Regions from separate parts of the Mus musculus genome. Here region 2 is linked to region 1. A link is a loop called in an ENCODE intact Hi-C map of the cell type or tissue named here. Cell type or tissue: left cerebral cortex. All regions are shown on one strand. Each heading gives the region's core, and the rest is flanking DNA. Links, peaks and the distances in the headings are about the cores only. Region 1 holds the start of Taf5 (TATA-box binding protein associated factor 5). Region 2 has its middle 9.6 kb from the start of Neurl1a.

The links. Hi-C counts contacts between places; a loop is a spot of excess contacts. Peaks named below come from ENCODE experiments on the same cell type or tissue, not always from the same donor. Only the 100,000 strongest peaks of a DNase experiment are listed, where the experiment ranks them.
Region 2: a loop joins it to region 1, with 2.7 times the contacts of the local background. A loop is called at or near these places in 3 of 42 quality-filtered maps.

The regions. Positions count from the first base shown.
Region 1 is chr19:47,063,916-47,073,245 of GRCm38, forward strand. It overlaps Taf5 (TATA-box binding protein associated factor 5), which reads left to right and starts at 3,833. Exons shown (of 11, transcript NM_177342.3): 1 at 3,833-4,411; 2 at 7,066-7,303. The coding sequence starts at 3,850. In left cerebral cortex, for the core only: CTCF peaks have their summits at 2,135 (motif pointing left) and 4,521; DNase peaks (open chromatin) are centred at 3,202, 3,779, 4,275 and 4,563; H3K4me3 peaks cover 2,015 bases; H3K27ac peaks cover 1,408 bases.
Region 2 is chr19:47,164,511-47,173,840 of GRCm38, forward strand. It overlaps the pseudogene H1f11-ps. Among named protein-coding and RNA genes, the nearest start is that of Neurl1a, 9.6 kb to the right of the region's middle. In left cerebral cortex, for the core only: CTCF peaks have their summits at 3,909 (motif pointing left) and 4,713 (motif pointing left); DNase peaks (open chromatin) are centred at 3,337, 3,873 and 4,702.

The DNA of each region.
Region 1 (9,330 bases), core at 949-8,948:
GCAATGACACTGGTCCAGTTTGAGACTTCTGCTACACTATCAATATTGGATCCTCACTGGGACTCTTCTTGGATGTTGTTGCCCTGTGTCATGGAGATACTGCGGCTTTGGATCTGCAGGACCAGCCCTTTCATATATTCCAGAAGTTCATAGATGGGATAGATGTTGGGGTGGGCTGACACAAAGCCGTGGTGGCTGCGGAGTTGATCAGTCCAACAGCTTTCCTGCACCCTCAGCACCACGGCAAGCTCTCTAGCATTGCCCTGACTAGCTCACCCAGTGCCACAGCTGGCAAGAGGTGGAGCCAGCTCTCCCACTTGCCACAGGTGGTGATGGGTGAAGGGTAAGTGTGTGTGTGCGTGTAAAAGTCATCTCTCCTGCATCTGCCTCACAGCAGAGTGTTGGGGCCAACTCTCTTGCATTCATGCTCTTGTGCTGGATCATCTGTATCTCCCCTCCACCCCTTCCCCTTGGCCAGCTCTACTGTACTACTCAGGCATGGTGCAGGGAGGAACAGGGGCCGCTCTCAGTGCCGCTGTCAGTGAGCGCTCTACACAGCCCTTGGACGTCAACAGGGTCTCAAGCAGCAGCCCAGACCAAAAGACATCTGCATGGCCTTTGGTAGTAATATGACCCACAGACATCCACAGACACCTCCCCTCCCCACTAAGTCATGGCCATGGATGGATCCAGATGTGGCCGTCAGTGGCAGCATGGGGCAAAGCTTCACCATGCCTCAGGCTACTCTCACATCAGGCTATTCTTCCCCAGTTCCTCCTCTCTTCATAGCGACTCCACTCCTCTTTCTCTCTCATCTCTCTTCCATTATCCTTCTCTCCTGATGGGGGTGGACCACACATGGTAGCAGTGGGCTCCAAACCTATATTTATTTAGTTTAAGATATTTTATGTGTATCAGTATTTTGCCTCTATGTACATCTCTGAGGGTGTCATATCTCCTCAAACAGACAGTTCTGAGCTGTCATGTGGGTGCTGGGAATTGAACCTGGGTCCACTGTAAGAGTCACTAGTGTTCTTAACCACTGAGCCATTTCTCTAGGCCCCCAAACCCATATTAGAGAACAGTTCATATTGGCTAAGAGTGGCAGCTTAGGGGCTGGTGAGATGGCTCAGTGGGTAAGAGCACCTGACTGTTCTTCCGAAGGTCCAGAGTTCAAATCCCAGCAACCACATGGTGGCTCACAACCATCTGTAACAAGATCTGACGCCCTCTTCTGGAGTGTGTGAAGACAGCTACAGTGTACTTACATATAATAAATAAGTAAATCTTTTAACAAAAAAAAAAAAAAAAAAAAAAAAGAGTGGCAGCTTATAGCTGTAATAGTTCTAAGCGCTAGTGAGGTGAGGTAGGAAGATGGTGAATCACAGACCAGTTTAGGCTACACAGTGAGAGTCTGCCAAAGAAAGAAAAGAAAAGAAAAGAAAAGAAAAGAAAAGAAAAGAGAAGAAAGACCCTACAAAACTAAACACCCAAACTATTTGTTCATAAAGTTACATCAGGGTAGTGTTGCTGCCTTGGCAACACTAACATTCTGGATTGAATAATTTTAGGCTATGAAAAGAAACAGCTTGTTTTTTGAGGAAATATTGTCCTGTTCATTTTAGTAAGTCTAACAGCATTTCTGAATTTTAGACGCCAAAAGCATCCTTGAGAAATATTGCACACACTATCAAATATCTACAGAGAATAAAATCCTCTAGTTGGGTTTCAGGAAAAATAGCAACAAAGAATAGAATCAAAATACTATGAAAAATACAACAGTTGAAGAAAATAAACTAAATAAATGTAGCGGTATAGCTGTAGGCTAAAAATGTATTATTGTACTGAAAAAAAAAAAACAGGTAGAGAGGGAAAAGGATGGTAGAGGAACTCTCTGCCAACTGACCTCGAAGACAAAACTGTACACTGGCACTTTCCTACAAGGGGGAGCAGGACAAAGAAGAAACATTTGTAAACATGCTTACTAAGTATGAAGAACTACAGAAAAAAAAATGTCAGAATGAGGACTGCAGAGATGGCTCAGAGGTTAGGAGCATTGGCTGCTGTTGCAGAGGTCCCGAGTTCAATCTCCAGCAACCACATGATGGCTCACAACCATCTATAATGAGGTCTGGTGCCCCCTTCTGGTGTGCAGGCATACATGCAGGCAGAACATTGTATACATGATAAATAAATCTTAAAAAAAAAATGTCAGAATGAAACAGTAACCTGTGAAATGAAAGGAAATCAGAAGGGCAAGAGCTGGAGAGAAGGAGTGGGCGCCCTTCAAAGACCCAGACTGACGCAGAATCTGAATGATTAAGGACCCTGGGAGCAGGGAGCAGAAAGGAAGAAGACAGAAACAAGATAACAAAAGGGTCTCCTAGGCACCCAGTGACTTTATTTCTTCTGGTGAAACAGGAAACACTGTACTTGAAGTCATTAGCCTCAGCTAAAGCACAACGTGGACGCTGGACTCTCAGAGACCCGCGTAGAGAGGACAAAGGTGGCCATACTTCCCCAAGTCAGACACCTTCTTCCCATCTCCTTCCAAGTAAGGGCTGCTGTTGTAGCCCAGCAGCAGAACACTGCCTAGGATTCAAGAGGCAGGGTGAGGTTCACTTCCTAGTACTGCCCCAAACAACAACAAAATAGTAACAATGGGTAATTAATACACAGTAGAAACATTTTAGTCATAAAAACGTCTATATAAAAACTTTTTAGCTGGACCCCTACACTTGGAAGGTGAAGGCAGGAGGACCAGAAATTCAAGGTCCCCCTTAACTTCACAGCAGGTTCAAGGCCAGCCTGCGTGCATAAGACCCTGCCTTAATCTTTTCTTTAAAAAGGAAAAAAAATTTTTTCCTTAGGACAGAAATGGTTTATTTGGTAACAAGGAATGAGAAGAAATTAACTTTTTTTTCTCTTTAACTTTATAGTTGATTTTGTTGTTGGTTTTGGTTTTGTTGTTCTTGTTCTTGTTGGAGACAAGGTCTCCGGAGACAGTGTAGCCCTGACTGATCTAGAACTTGCTGAGGCGATCCTGTGACCTCTATCTTCGGCTTAAATTTATTTTTAGAAACTACATCCAGCTTAAAGGCTTTTTTAAAAAAAATAAACGATATAACATATACTGTAAAGTTCACAAAGCTAGATTTTTACAGGAATAAAAAGTGAAAAAGAGCCGGGCGTGGTGGCGCACGCCTTTAATCGCAGCACTCAGCGGATTTCTGAGTTCGAGGCCAGCCTGGTCTACAAAGTGAGTTCCAGAACAGCCAGGGCTCTATAGAGAAACCCTGTCTCGAAAAAACAAACCAAACCAAAAAAAAAAAAAAAAAAAGAAAGAAAGAAAAACTGAAAAAGTAACCACTGCTCAGCCCACAGCATCAGAGAGCCTTTCCAGTAACTAGGAGGCCTCTTTCTGATAAATGCTATGTGCTTTTGAATTAAATACCTGGGCGTGAATCGTTTTCTTCGCGTGTGATTTTAGCATGGTATTTAACCTCTTTGGATTCTGGTTAAGCCGTCTGTAAAGACTCCAGGGATTAGCACCTTTAAACTTGTTGAATTAAAAGAGCTCGTATAATATAAAACGGCTATCTCATCGCCTGAATGCAATAAACGGTAATTAGCAGGCAAATGCAATAGAGACTGACGGTAAGCAACTCCCACTTCCTGCCTGCCTTTCGCTCGGTTTTGAAAGTAGCTCTTTCTCGTGCCTTTTCTCCTCGCTAGCTCCTCCCACTGCCGTAAATGGCCTGCCCCGGCTGTCGTGAAACGCCCTACCCCCGCCCTCCATGTGGCGAAAACGCAGTCACGCTTGACGGCGCGAGGTGGCTCAGCCGCAAGATGGCGGCGCTGGCGGAGGAGCAGACGGAGGTGGCGGTCAAGCTAGAGCCTGAGGGACCGCCGACGCTGCTACCTCCGCAGGCTGGCGACGGCGCAGGCGAGGGGAGCGGCGGCACTCCCAACAACGGCCCCAACGGCGGCGGCGGCGGGAATGTGGCAGTGGCAGCGGCGGCCGGCGGGGACGGCGGGACCCCCAAGCCTGGGGTGGCTGTCTCCGCCGCTGCCCCGGCGGGGGCGGCCCCGGTGCCCGCCGCTCCGGCGGAGGCCGGCGCTCCCCACGACCGACAGACCCTCCTGGCCGTGCTGCAATTCCTCCGGCAGAGCAACCTCCGCGAGGCCGAAGAGGCGCTGCGCCGGGAGGCCCGGCTGCTGGAGGAGGCGGTGGCGGGCTCCGGAGCTCCGGGAGAGTTGGACGGGGCCGGCGCGGAGGCGGCCAGCGCGCTTCTCAGCCGGGTCACCGCTTCAGTTCCCGGCTCTGCGGCCCCCGAGCCTCCGGGGACGGGCGCCTCGGTGACCTCGGTGTTCTCGGGTTCAGCCTCAGGTCCTGCGGCTCCGGGAAAGGGTGAGTCTCGGGCTCCCGGGCTGAGGAGCGCCGGCTGGAAGGGGAGCTAGCCGGGAAGGCGAGGGCTGGCGGGCCTGCACCTCTGCGGGCTTGTTTTGAATTTCCTGGGCCCGCCTCTAGGGCCACACGCCCGCCCCTTTCGCTCCTGCGCCGGCTGCGCAGTCAAACCCTCTTCTGAGCTGTCAGTTCCAGCCAGAGGCTGAGCAGCAGGGCTGTGGAGTCGAGGGAGGCGCCAGGGACCGGGGATTGACAGAAGAGGGGAACCTTAGGGGTTTCGGGGTTTCTGCTCTTACTTAGACTTAGGAACCTAGGATTGGGTTCGCGTGAACACGAGTATCGTACTGTCACATTCCCATACTACTATTGTACAGCAGGTACTTTCCGTGTCTTGATTTTTCACAACTGTATAGTTCTCATCTCTCCTTTTGAGACGAGACAACGGACTTTTTGAGCAAAGCCGGAAGGGCTTGCTTTGGATAACACCTCCAGAGTGGAGGTTGTAAGTGTTTCTTAGAATGTGGGCTGAGAACCGCTGGTGTTAAGTGTTTTAGAGGATTTCTGAGCATCACTTAAGGCTTATTAAACTCTGTAAGGGCAGAGTCTGGGAATCTGCCTTGCAGAGCTTTTGAAAACTCTTAAGTCTACGGGCAGGAGTGGGGCAGACCTTTTTGTCTCTGTTGCTTTTTCTTGTGTGATGTCAGTTAAAGGTTTTTTTTTGGGGGGGTTATTTTATTTTATTTTGCCTTTTTACTAAGTAAGTTATTACGAGTCTAAGATGTAATGAGTAATGTGCCTAGTTCTGAAAGTTTAGTTCCTGACTCCAGTTACTGACAACCCATGTCCACGTTTCTCCCAGAAACTTGTCACAAATCCATATCGTAAAACACTTTCGGATGAAGACGCTTGCTGCCATGTATGATCCCCTGAGTTGGGTCCTCAGAACCGACACGGTGGAAGGAGAGTCCCAGCTACCTGAAACTTGTCTTTAATATACACCAAACTTAAAAATTTTAAACTCGGGGCTGGAGAGATGGCTCAGTGGTTAAGAGCACCGACTGCTCTTCCGAAGGTCCTGAGTTCAAATCCCAGCAACCACATGGTGGCTCACAACCATCTGTAATGAGATCTGATTCCCTCTTCTGGTGTCTGAAGACAGCTATGGAGTACTTATGTATAATAATAAATAAATCTTTAAAAAAATTAAACTCAGGAGATCAGTAACTATTGAATTAAGTTATCCAGGTTAGTGGTTCTAGACATGTTAATCTGTTTCAGTGAGAGCATTGCCAGACAGGGAGTTTGAACACATGACACTGTGATCCATAAATAGAACTGTGTCTTGTTTATAATGCCAGCACTTGGGATGCTGAGGCAGGAAGGAGAATTACTGTGAGAAAGCCATCCCCAGCTAAATATAGTAATGGGGGAAGGGGGTGATAAGTAAAAATATGTGGAAAATGTAACTGAGGAGGGTCTTTTCTATATGCTAAATTTTGTGACTGTATAGTAACAATTTATATTATTATACTATTTTTCTAATATCTCTCATCTGTCAAGAAACTTGACTTATTCTTTTAGATCATACTCAAGAAACCAAGGAGAAAAAGAGACCATGAGAATGACTACAAAATTATAACCTTAATTATAATTTTCTCAATAAAGAGTAGTATAATCACTTTTTAAAGAACATAACAGGATATAACACTATAACTGTAGTTTGCCAAAATTTTCAACATCCAAACTCTAATTTGATTTTTAAAAAAGCATTATTGTTTTGTATTGCTATACTGCAAACAAATACTCAGGCTTTCTACCTTGCAGTGATTGGTTATAGAACTTGCTTTCAGTACATGCAGTTGAGTTGTAGCCTTTTATATTCCAGAGCTATAACAAATGTTCCCCTTTCCCCTGAGATGCTGATATTTTATATAAGGTGATTGATGTTGAACATGAGGGTATCACAGGACTGATGGTACAGGATTTATATACAAGGCACTGGAGTGTGATGTATGCTGTTTGCACTGAGCCTTAAGAGAAGATTAACATAACTGGTACCTTTGCACATCCATTTATTTATTTATTTGGTGGTGTTGGGAGTTCAACCTCGGGCCTGTGCATGCTAGACAAGTCTTTTGCACATTCCCAATCCTGTATGCACATTTTGTCTTTAGAATAACACAATTCCAGGAAAAAATGTTGACTGTTCTTGTTATTGATTTAAAAATGTAAGATAAAGTCAAACTGAACGAGTTTTGACTTGGGCTACTCAAAAACATTCTGAGTCGTATTAAAAGGTTTTGTGACTGTGAGCTTGCAGGTAAAGGTACTTGCCACCAAGCTTGACAAACTGAGATAGGTCCTGGAAACCTCCATCATGGAAGGAGAGAACTGTCTACTGACTGTGTCCTCTGCCCTCCATATAACTATTATGGCTTGTCTGCCTGCTAGCCTCATCACAGCCACACATATACACAAAATAAGCAAATGTAATACAAAACTAAAAAAGGAAAAGATGCGTGGTTGTGTTGCGGAAGAGAAGTAGAGAGGACAGGGACAATTCTGAGAAACAGTCGTCCCTGGGGCCTTAGCAAAACCTCATCTGCTTGGTGCAATTAGATCATTTTCTTAAAAGTTGTCATTCATTTTTTAAACAGTTGCAAGTGTAGCTGTGGAAGACCAGCCAGACGTCAGTGCTGTCTTGTCGGCCTACAACCAACAAGGAGACCCTACAATGTATGAAGAATACTACAGTGGACTGAAACACTTCATTGAATGTTCTCTGGACTGCCATCGAGCAGAGTTATCCCAACTCTTTTATCCTCTGTTTGTACATATGTACTTGGAGCTAGTTTATAATCAACATGAAAATGAAGCAAAATCATTCTTTGAGAAGTATGTGAATCTTAACGTCTTTATCTATCTATGTATGTATAAGCACACACATCTGTAACCACACAAATGTAAATCAGAAGGACAGGTGCCTTGGGCAGCATGAACCTGACACACAGGCAGGATTGATCCTCCAGAGGAAACAGTCCTGAAACGAGAACTGAGGAAGGGCTGCTAGGAATTAGCCAGTGGAGGAGAAGAGCATACCTGTAACTACAGAGACGGAAAGAAGCCCATAGCAGCTGAGGCCAGTAATGTGCAGGGCTGTGGTACAGCGTTCAGTTGGGAGCAGCAGGCAGGTTCTTGCACTGCGTTGAGGATCTGTGTCATAGGAATAATAGGGACTTACACTGGATAAGACTAGATTTGATTGAGAGTCACTGAAAAACTCAATGATTATGAATAAAAACTGGATTCTGAGAGCAGTAGGAACTGTGTTAGGATTAGATTAGAAGATGACTAACAACGCAAACAAGAGGCTTAAGTAAAACGTCAGTTTTAGGGCTGATAGCTAAGTCCTCAGTCATCGGCCAGTGTTCTTGTCAGGAGCTTCTCTTCCAGGCACAAGCTGGTCCTCTGTTGGACAGCAGTCCAAACGCTGTTCTAGTCAGCAAGAAAGGCACACGTTCCTGGGAGATGCTCACACTTCTTTTTCTAACTTTTTATCAGTGACCATCCCTAGCGACAAATGTAGGAAATGCCATCTTTCCTGCGATCTTCCCCGAGATGTCTGTCCCCAGCTAATAGTCAGGTGTTTTGTTACGGAGGAAGGGAGTTAAAATGAGCATTTGGGCACAGTGAGGCATCTCTGCTATAGATGTCATTAGAGGATCATTCATTAATTGCAGTCTTTTTTGTCCTTTTCCCTCCCCCCCCCCCCCCCCCCAAGAGCTGAGGACCAAACCCAGGGCCTTGTGCTTGCTAGGCAAGCACTCTACCACTGAGCTAAATCCCCAACCCCTTTTGTCCTTTTCCTAAAACAGGATCTTAGTGTGTAGTCCTGCCTAGCCTGGAACTTACTGTGTAGACCAGGCTGACCTCAAACTTGCAGAGATCTGTTGGTTTCTCCCTTCTGAGTGCTAGGGTTATAGGCATGGTCTCTACCTCCCCGCCCCCCGCCCACCCCAGAGTATGCGTTTTAAAAGGCTTTTTTTTTGCAGAGGCAAACACACGGTGAGGGACAGGACTATTGGATGACTAGAGTGAAGTGCTTCTTAATGGTGGTGGCAGTCCTCTTTCCCATAGACACCTAGAAATATGTTGAGGCATGTTTGTTTGTCATAAATACCTGTTGGGGAGGAGGGAAGAATAGTAACTATTCTGGGATGTATAGATAGTCCTACTTAGCAGAGAATTGTCTTGCCCAATATATCAGTAATACCGCTGTTGAGAAACAGTCTGCTGGTGAAGTGAAAGGCAGACTGACCCCACAGTGCAGGGATGGACATTGAGGTGAGACACCATTGCCAATGCAGATTTCTGGGGTGTCCTCTGGAGAAGGACGACTTCCTGACAGAAATCCCCGGAGGAGGATGTGATGTGTCAAGTAGAGGTACTAGTCTGTAGTTCCAGTTCAAGTGAACTTTTAAGTAATTTAAGAATCCACTAAGAACCACTAAGCGCATGTAGCATGGTGGTGCACAACTCTGATCCCGGCACTTAGGAGGCAGAGGCAGGTGGGTCTCTGAGTGAGGTCAGCCTGGTCTACAGCTTGAGTTCCACAGAGAGAAACCTTGTCTTCAAAACAAAACAAAAACAAACGAACAAACAAACAAACCTCAACCTCAAACCAAAAAAAAGAAAAAAAAAAGGTAAAAACCCCCAAAAATCCCCAGTACTTCCAAGACAGGTCTGCCAACAGTCCAGTCTAATGTAATCCCGTTCCCCTATATAACAGCTGAGAGGAGAGGAGCACCTAGAGCCATACATTGGCTTGAAGAGCTCCAACATTAACAAGTATAGGATACAGAAAAGGAAAAGGTGGAGAAACATGGAGAAGTCCCGGAAAGCATTGTTACAGATGCCAAGGG
Region 2 (9,330 bases), core at 488-8,487, 100 kb after region 1:
AAACATAGCCAATTGCTGTGGGCAGTGTCCATAAACCCACACCTGGGGTTAAAACAAAGCACATTCTTATACTATTTCTCTCTCTCTCTCTCTCTCTGTGTGTGTGTGTGTGTGTGTGTGTGTGCGCGCACATGTGTGTGTTTTAAAAGAAATCAAAATTCCAGAATTCCCACTACACCTGGGTTTTGGTGTTGAGTGTGGGTAATGCCAGCCTTTTGGAGGCAGAGGCTCATGCATATGATACTCAGAGGATAATTTGTGGGAGCTTATTAGTTTGTTTCTCTGCTGCTGTGATAAAACACTTTGACCAAAAGCAACTTGGATAGGAAAGCATTGATTGTCATAAGGACACAGTCTGTTCCCTAGGGAAGCCAAAGCAGGAGCTGAAACCTGGAACGTGGAGGCAGACACTGAAGCAGAGACCATGGAAGGAGACTGCCTACTGTCTTACTCTCCATGGCTTGCTCAGTTTGTTTCCCTCTACAACCCAGGCCCATCTGCCCACAGTGGCATCAACCATATCGATAGTTAATCAAGAAAATGACCCACAGGCATGCAAATGAAGCCAATCTTATGGAGACCAACTCTTCAATTGAAGTTCCCTCTCCTGAGTTGACTAGTTGTGTCAAGTTGACAAAAACTAACCAACACAAGTGAACCTTTGTCAACTTGACACACAACCATCACTATTAAACCATAACCTTTCCTTTCTTCTTGATCCCCAAGATTTCATGTCAAAAATCATGATGTAAGACATAATATATGTGGGAAAAAAAGACATAATATAATTTTAAATGTCTCACAGTCAGGGTCTAATACCCAGGACTCACAATTTCCTAGGTTCCTAAGGGCTAGGGTAACTCCAGTTCTACTGCTTGGCTATTCACAGTATACACAGCTTGTGTTGATGGCTCAGGCCAGCTCCACTTTATAGCTGCTACTGTCTTTTGTCCCCCAGTCCTATCATCTCCAATATTCTGGGTCTGCAACTTAGGCTTCATTTTAACCATGGACTCCTGGCCTTCTCTTTAGAGAGACTCTGACCCTGTCATGTAGTTCTGTGCCTCAGTTCCTCTCCACGACGTCTTCAGTCCTTCAAAAAAAAAGAAAGAAAAAAAAAAAGAAAAGAAAAGAAAAGAAAAGAAAAGAAAAGAAAAAACCCAGCACCATTATGTGGGAGACTCTTACACATTATTTTCTAGGTTCTGATACCAGCTTGATATGCAGCCTCAGTCTCCAACTAAATCATAGCTTCTGCGTGGCGATCCTGAGAAATTACATCCCAGATTTCACCTCTGTGATGTTGATCTCTATTAATGACTGCCGGTTTTTCAGCCCTGACTATCCAGCATCCACTGCCCCAGTAAAGCAAAAGTTTCACTTCCACAGACTTTTAATTCACTATACCGTGTGAGTAGCCCCAATGGAGTCTTCACCTACCTATGAAACTTCACAAGCTAGGCCTATTACACTCCCAACATTTCCATCTCCCAGATTACCATAACAATTCATTAAGCTCTAAGCACTTAACAGCCTTCTCCAGCTCAGAGCCCCGAAAAAAAGAAACAAAAAACAAAACAAAACAACAACAACAACAAAATCCTTTCAACAAACTTTCAAGAACAACACAGTCAGGTTCATTACAATACCCCACTTCTGGGACCAATTTCTGTCTTAATTTGCTTTGTGCTGCTTTGATAAAATACTGATGGAAATCAACTTGGAGAGGAAAGGCTTGTTCCAGCTTGCAGGTTATTGCCTATTATCCAGAGAAGATAGGGTAGGAGCCTAAGGCACGAAGTGAAGCAGAAGCCAGGGAGGAACATGCTTTCTGACTTGCTCTCTATGGTTTACTCAGCTTACTTTCTTATAATCTAGAACCACCTGTCCAGGGGTGGCACCATAGCATAGTGGGAGGTGCTGACATTAAGGTCTGGTTCTTTAACTGGTTCTTGACTTGTTAATAAAGAAGGTTGGGAGCCAATTGCTTGGCAGAACGGACAGGTGGGGCTTCCTGGTCCCAAGAGGAAAAGGAGACTGGGTGTGGGTGGAGGGCTTTTCTGCCAGGTGAAGCACACAGCAATCGTGTAAGATCTTGGGGCAGCTAGAACCAGTGGCCTCTGCTATGGGCAGATGGCCAAGGAGGTGTGTGTGTGTGTGTGGGGGGGGGGGTGTTAGCTGACACAAATTACTAAGTTTAGAGTAGGAGAAGAAATGGAGATAATAATTGATGAGGGCACACCTTTCCAGGCAGGAGATTCTGTGCCTAGCAATTGTGCCTAGTCGGCAAGCTCTAAAATAATAAAGCTGTCTGTCTGTCCTTTATCCAAGGAGTCTAGGTCCTTGGGAGTGGGCTGGTGGAGTGGTCAACTCCCAGAGCATAGCATGGCTAGAGAGAGAGGCCGGGTTGGGGCTGATTATCATTGACCCCTGGAGCTAAGCTGGGAGAGACAAAGGGAAGCTGGGAGAGACAAAGGGGAGCCGGGAGAGGCCAGAGTGCACCAGCTCCCAGGCAGGCTGGGTCAGTGCTGGGGGCAGCTGATCTGGAGCTAAGCTGGGAGGATCTGGGAGTGTGGTTGCAGCTCCCTGGCTAAGGTGGTAGTGTGCTTTTAAAACTACATGCAACACCAAAGTGGATAGGCATTCTTCTATCAATTATAAACCAAGAACATGCTCCAACAGACATATTCACAGGTCAGTCTGATGGAGCGCATTCCTCGACTTAGGGTCCACCTTCCCAGCTATCTCTAGCTTGGATCAAACTGACAAAAACCAACCAGCACAATGTCTCCACTGGCTGAGCCATGTCTCCAGTTCTCCACAAAGTTATTTTTTAAAAACGGAATTAAGGCCAGGCATGGAAGCACATGCCTTTAATCCCAGCACTAGGGAGGCAGAAGCAGGGGAAATCTCTGTGAGTTCAAGGATAGCCTGGTCTACAAAGTGAGTTTCAAGACAGCCAGGGCTACACAGAGAAACCCTGTCCAAAAAAAAAAAAAAAAAATCAAAACAAAAACAACAAAACAAACAACAACAACAACCAGGATTAAAGGAGTTAGAGAGATGGCTCAGTGGTTCTAATGTGTGTGTGTGTGTGTGTGTATGTATATATATATATATATATATATATGTATATGTGTGTGTGTGTGTGTGTGTATTCATTCTAATATATAAACCAGAATTCTCTATGTAGACCAGGCTGGCCTTGAACTGTAGATATCTGCCTACTTCTGCCTTCCAAGTGCTGGGATAAAAGCATGCACCACCACGCCCAGCCTTCTTTTATCCTCTTGCTGATGTAACTCATGACAGCTGTCTCTAGCTGCCCCAGTGGGAAGTGGGTGTTTGTGGAGAGATTGGTCTGAGAAGGAGGTGGTTCAGCTCTGAGGATAAGAACCGGCTCAGAGAGCCAAGCCAAGGAGAAACCTGGGTCGGATGCTAGACATAAGCAGATGTTTATTCTCAATAAGTAGAGGCAGCACAGGAGTCCTCCAAAGAGGCCCGGGAGTGCTCCGAAGGGGTCCGGGAGAGCTCCAGGAGGGCCTTGGCTTACTTAGGCAGATGAATGCTTGGGGGTGATTTGTCCTTCTTTGGTCAGTTGCCACAGTGGGGAGGAACCTCCTCCCCACTGTGATGAGGAAGAGGTCTTGGTGCAGCCGGGTTAGAAGGGCAAACAAGCTGAGTGGCTGAGTAGGGACAGTTTCTTCAATGACATCTCCTTTATAAGAAAGTAGTTAATGCAAGCCACACAACATACGTTGCCCTTCCAAAAAGATCTTTGCCTTTTGAAAGATGTCGGAACGACCAACGTCCTTTGAAGGGTTGTGATTGGCCTGAGGTTCTCTTCTCCCTCACAAGTTGGAAGGCACGAAGGAGATGCCCATGATTTTCTACTGCCCTCTAGTGGTAGATGAGGAGAACTTGAGATGAGAAGGAAGAAGGGAGAGACCCTTGAATCGCCTTCGGGTGTGCCTGTGGGACCCCTCCTGAGCAGCAGCGACTGCTGAGGCCTCAGCTCATCCGCACTGGCTGTTAGGACGAAGAGCTTTTGGTGTGACTTAAGGCTAAGAGGCTTAACTGGAGAGGCGCCATTTGTCTTTAGACGTGTGCGGGAGGCGTTTTTGTCAAGGATAGGGCATTTAAATTATCTATGAGAGAAACAGGATGCTGGGTAATGCACCCATTTCCAGCACCTCTCTTTGGTTTCAGTGTTCCCTGCCTCTATTTTGTGTTCATTAGCCGCTGGCTCTCCCCGCGGCTAAAGAGTCTGGGAAGTGAAGCAGGGAGACGCTGGTTTCTGAACACAGTGAAGCTAATGCAATATCTTCCCCCTTATGCTGGAGGGATTCTAATCCAGTGCAGCTCCAGGTCCGCAGGGATCTGAACTCAGCCCTCCTCTCAAGTCAGCTCTAGGCAACATCGCTAAGCCTTGGGATTCTCCCTTGTTCAACAGGAAGAGCCCTGACACCACCAGTATGTAACTCAGGGCGGATCCCAGTCAATCAGCTCATTCATTGGTAGTACTTAGGCCAGGACCCCGTGCAGACAAGTGCTTTACAAATGCCACTTATAGCTAAAAAGATGGCTCAGAGCAGCAAAGATGGTTAAGAGCAGAACAGTATTTTCCAGAAGACACAGTTAGATTACCCGAAACCACACAACCTTCCAGAACTCTAGTCCTAGAAGTTCCGGTGCCCTCTCCTGGCTTCCGAAGGTACTGCATGCGCCCAGTACAGAGGCACACATGTAAACAGAACACCCATACACATACAATTTTTAAATGAAAAAAATTGAAATAAATTCCACTTTCTATAATTATCTCAGCCAGTGGCCTTGGAAGGGCCAATGGAAGCTTGGGCTTGAGGTCGTGACACACGCTTCCTGGATGGGAGGTTTGTTTTCCTTCCTGCTTCTTAGAGGAGACTCCACTTACACACTGAGCTGCAACGAGAAAGCTCGATTCAGGCCTGGGTTTTATCTATGGGCGTCCTAGAATGAGTACTTAGGCTGGTAGTAGGACTTTTAAGGATCTTCTTATGACTTAGGGGGAAATTGATGTGACTCCAAATTATTTTTTAAAAAAAGAAACTTTAAAAAGTAATGTTGGCATAAATGCTTCTAAAATGTGACATTGTGTCAATTCCACTAATCATTATATGTAGTACTCATAAATATTTCATTATTCTTGATGACCATGTTTTTTTTTTCTTCACTTGGCAAGAAATCCAACTCATGCATGACTACACAGAAATAAAATCAGTTATAAATTCAGTGACTTCCTTGTTCTCTGAATCCAAGAGCCACAGCAGTAAAATTCCTTTCAAAATGTGTAATGACCTTCCTTTCATGTGAGGTGTGGTCTATTTTATCCTAAAACAATATTTATTTTATTTGACATGTGTGTACCTATGTGTTTGTGTGTACCGGTACATAGAGGCACCTGCAGAGGCCAGAGGAGGGTCCTGGATGCCTTGGAGCTAAAGTTACAGGTGTTTGAAGGTTGCCTTATGTGGGTTACTAGGTAGTGAGTGTCACCTCAGGTTTTTCCCACCCACAACCCAGTTCCTCAATAACTACTTGTGTGTCTTTGGCCCCAGCCTTGAGCAGACTAAACAGACCTCAAGTGCTTGCCAATGGGTTTAACGACCCAGGTGGAGTCTTCCCCTTGCTGCACCTGCAATTTCCTAGAGGAACTTAGAAGAATAGGCTGCCCCAGGAGCTTGCTTTGTAACAAATCCAGCTGAAACAGAGCATGGGTCTGTGGGCTTGTCCTATATAAATGCACTGTTGAATATTAAACTTGGAGCCCTGGTCAGAACCTTGTCTTGGCTTCATCCTTCTCTCACACCCCATCCTTTTCATTTCCAGCTCCCCTTTCAGGTGATCCAGTTCAACCATGGCCGCTGGATGGCTACAGGTGGCGCCCAAAGTGGGGCTTTGTTGCTGTCACAAGCAAACCTACTTCTTTTTGGAAACAACCTTCTTTGCCTTGGCAGCCTTAGGTTTAGCTGTCTTGGGCTTGGTAACCTCGGGTTTGGATGCCTTAGACGTCACCGCCTTGGGCTTTGGTGGGCTCTTTACTGCCATTTTAGGCTTGGCACTAGCCTTGGCCTTCTTAGGACTCTTGGCAACTTTCTTTACTCCAGATGCCACAGGCTTCTTTGCTTTCTTTGGAGTTTTCTTCACAGGATTCTTTGCCCCTGCAGCCTTTTTAGGCTTTTTAGGGGTGGCACCTGAAGGCTTCTTAACCTCGGCAGCCCCAGTCTTCTTAGGCTTGGCCTCACTGGAAACCGCCTTTTTGTTAAGCTTGAGAGAACCCGAGGCACCGGCTCCCTTGGTCTGCACCACGGTACCCTTGCTCACCGGACTCTTATGCCTAAGCTTGACGCGGTTGTTGTTCTTCTCGACATGGTAGCCACCAGAAGCCAGTGCCTTCTTAAGGGCAGGCAGGCACACGCCACCGTCCTCCTTAGAGGCAAACATAGCCTTAGTTATGAGCTCGTGCACCGTAGGGCCTGTGGCCTTGCACTTAGCCACACCAGCCTTTTTTGTCATCTTCTTCTTGGTGGGAGACTTCTCTACAGGAGCTGGAGCCACAATATCGGTGGGAGCAGTTTCAGGTATGGTGAGAATAAAGGCTGCTAGCTGCTGGAAAAGAAAAGGAAATCTAACTGGAAGAGCAAATTTTGCAGTTATTTATACAAGTACAGCTTAATTTAAGAATCATGTACTGAGGGGCTGGTGAGATGGCTCAGTGGGTAAGAGCACCCGACTGTTCTTCCGAAGGTCCGGAGTTCAAATCCCAGCAACCACATGGTGGCTCACAACCATCCGTAATGAGATCTGACACCCTCTTCTGGAGTGTCTGAAGACAGCAACAGTGTACTTACATATAATAAATAAATAAATCTTAAAAAAAAAAAAAATCATGTACTGAGCTGGGCAGTGGTGGTGCACGCCTTTAGTCCCAGCACTTGGGAGGCAGAGGCAGGTGGATCTCTGAGTTCAAGGCCAGCCTGGTCTACAGAGTAAGTTCTAGGACTTTAAAAAAAAATCATGTACTGTTCCTTACTTTATAGGACATTTAAGAGCTCATACTGGATTGTTTGGACCCCTGGGCAATGCCACAGCAGAATTGTATACCAGGCAGATTATAGGCCTTACAGGAACACTTAGCCATACATACAATCTCATTCTTTATATCATCAAAATAGTAATAGTTTGAGACAATAATTTGGTATTTCTAGAAAATATGCACGTCAAATTGTAAAGAATTGTTCTCACTGTCCTCAATTTCTTCATGTACCACATAATGGTGTTATTCCTCGAGGACTCGTACCTAATCAATTATGGCAAATGGATGTTACCCATATTTTCTTATTATCCTGAAGGACAAGGTATTGTGGAACCAGCCCATGGAACTTTAAAACAATATCTTCATAAAAAAAAAAAAAAAAACCAAGCTGGGCGTGGTGGTGCACGCCTTTAATCCCAGCACTCAGGAGGCAGAGGCAGGCAGATTTCTGAGTTCAAGGCCAGCCTGGTCTACAAAGTGAGTTCCAGGACAGCCAGAGCTACACAGAGAAACCCTGTCTTGAAAAACAAAAACAAAAACAAACAAAAAACAAAAAAAGGGGGGGGAATTATATCTCTGTACACCACAAAATTACTGAAATCATGCTTTTTATTTTAAAATTTAAAATTTGGATTCCAAGGAACTCTCTGAGTGTGGGAGGAGCAGCTACTGGCACTGGTTTCTCAAGGAAAAAATTATAAACTCCTTAGAACAGCAATAGAAAAAGATATAGAAAGGATAGAAACCTCTATTTCCCATTTGCAAGAATCTGTAAACTCCTTGTTTTAGGAGAGCGTTTTTCAAAACAGGAGAGGACTTGATCTTTTATTCCTTCAACAGGGAGGACTATGTGCATCCCTCCATGAGGAATGTTGTTTTTACATCGATCATTCAGGAATAGTAAAGGCTAAAGTTCGAGAAGGACTGGCCAAAAGGAAAAGAGAAAAAGGACAGAATCAGGGATTGTTTGAATCCTGGTTCTCCACTTCCCCATGGCTTACAACTTTATTTATGTATTCACCATTGCTCTCTTCAGACACACCAGAAGAGCATCAGACCCCATTACAGATGGTTGTGAGCCACCATGTGGTTGCTGGGAATTGAACTCAGGGCCTTTGGAAGAGCAGTTGGTGGTGTTCTTAACTGTTGAGCCATCGCTCCAGCCATCGCAGCTTTAATTTCTACACTGCTTGGACTATTAGTTACAATCTTGTTGCGTTTAACTTTTGGACTTTGTATCTTAATCAGTTGCCTTCATACAGGATCGCTCTCAGCAAGCTCAGCTATTCACCATGGCAGTTATTCATCCCTATGAAGAGATGCATTGAGTGCCTATTCAATTGTCCTTCGTGGCTTTGGTCTGAATGGGAAAGAGTGGGCTATAGAAGGCCAATAGTCAGAGATGGGCAAGAGTGTTCCTGAGCTCCGATCAACCTAAGACAGAGACTATATCAATGCTCTGTTTGTGCTCCCTGATGGGTAAGAAGAAGCTATATATAGACAACACCGACTTAAGACAGGCATGGTCATCCTCTTTACCCTAGACGGGATTATGGAAAACAAGTAAGTCTTGTGCCCCCATCTAGCTACTGGTCCTTCTCATCTTTAAAAAACAAAAAAAGGGGGAGTTGTGCCCTTTCCCCCAGCCTTGAGTAGACTAAACAGTCCGTAAGTGCTTGCCACAATGGGTTTAACGACCCAGGTGGAGTCTTCCCCTTGCCTCATCTGCAATTTCCTAGAGGAACTTAGAAGAGTAGGCTGCCCCAAGAGCTTGCTTTGCAACATAATCCAGCTGAAACAGAGCATGGGTCTGTGGGCTTGTCCTAAATAAACACAGTGCTGAATATTCAACTTGGAGCCTTGACCAGCAGCACCTTGTCTTGGCGTCATCCTTCTCTCGCACCCTGTCCTTTTCACTTCCAGCCCCCTTTCAGGTGACCCAGTTCATCCATGGCCACTGGACGGCTACAGACTTGGAGGCTTATTGATTTATGAATGAACGCCTAGGCCAGAAGCTTTGGCTCGTTCCCCGACCAGCTCACACCTTACATAACCCATTTAAACTATTTTATGTCTGCCACAAGGCTAGTTACCTCTCCTGAGTTTCATACGCCCGACTTCTTCAGAGGCCAGGGCAAATCTCTCCACCTCTGACTGACTCCTAGAGTTCTAATCTCTCTGTCGGATGTCCTGCCTTCTATCCTGCCTCACCTTAAACTACTCATCAGCTTTTTATTGGCAGGTGATGCTTCCAC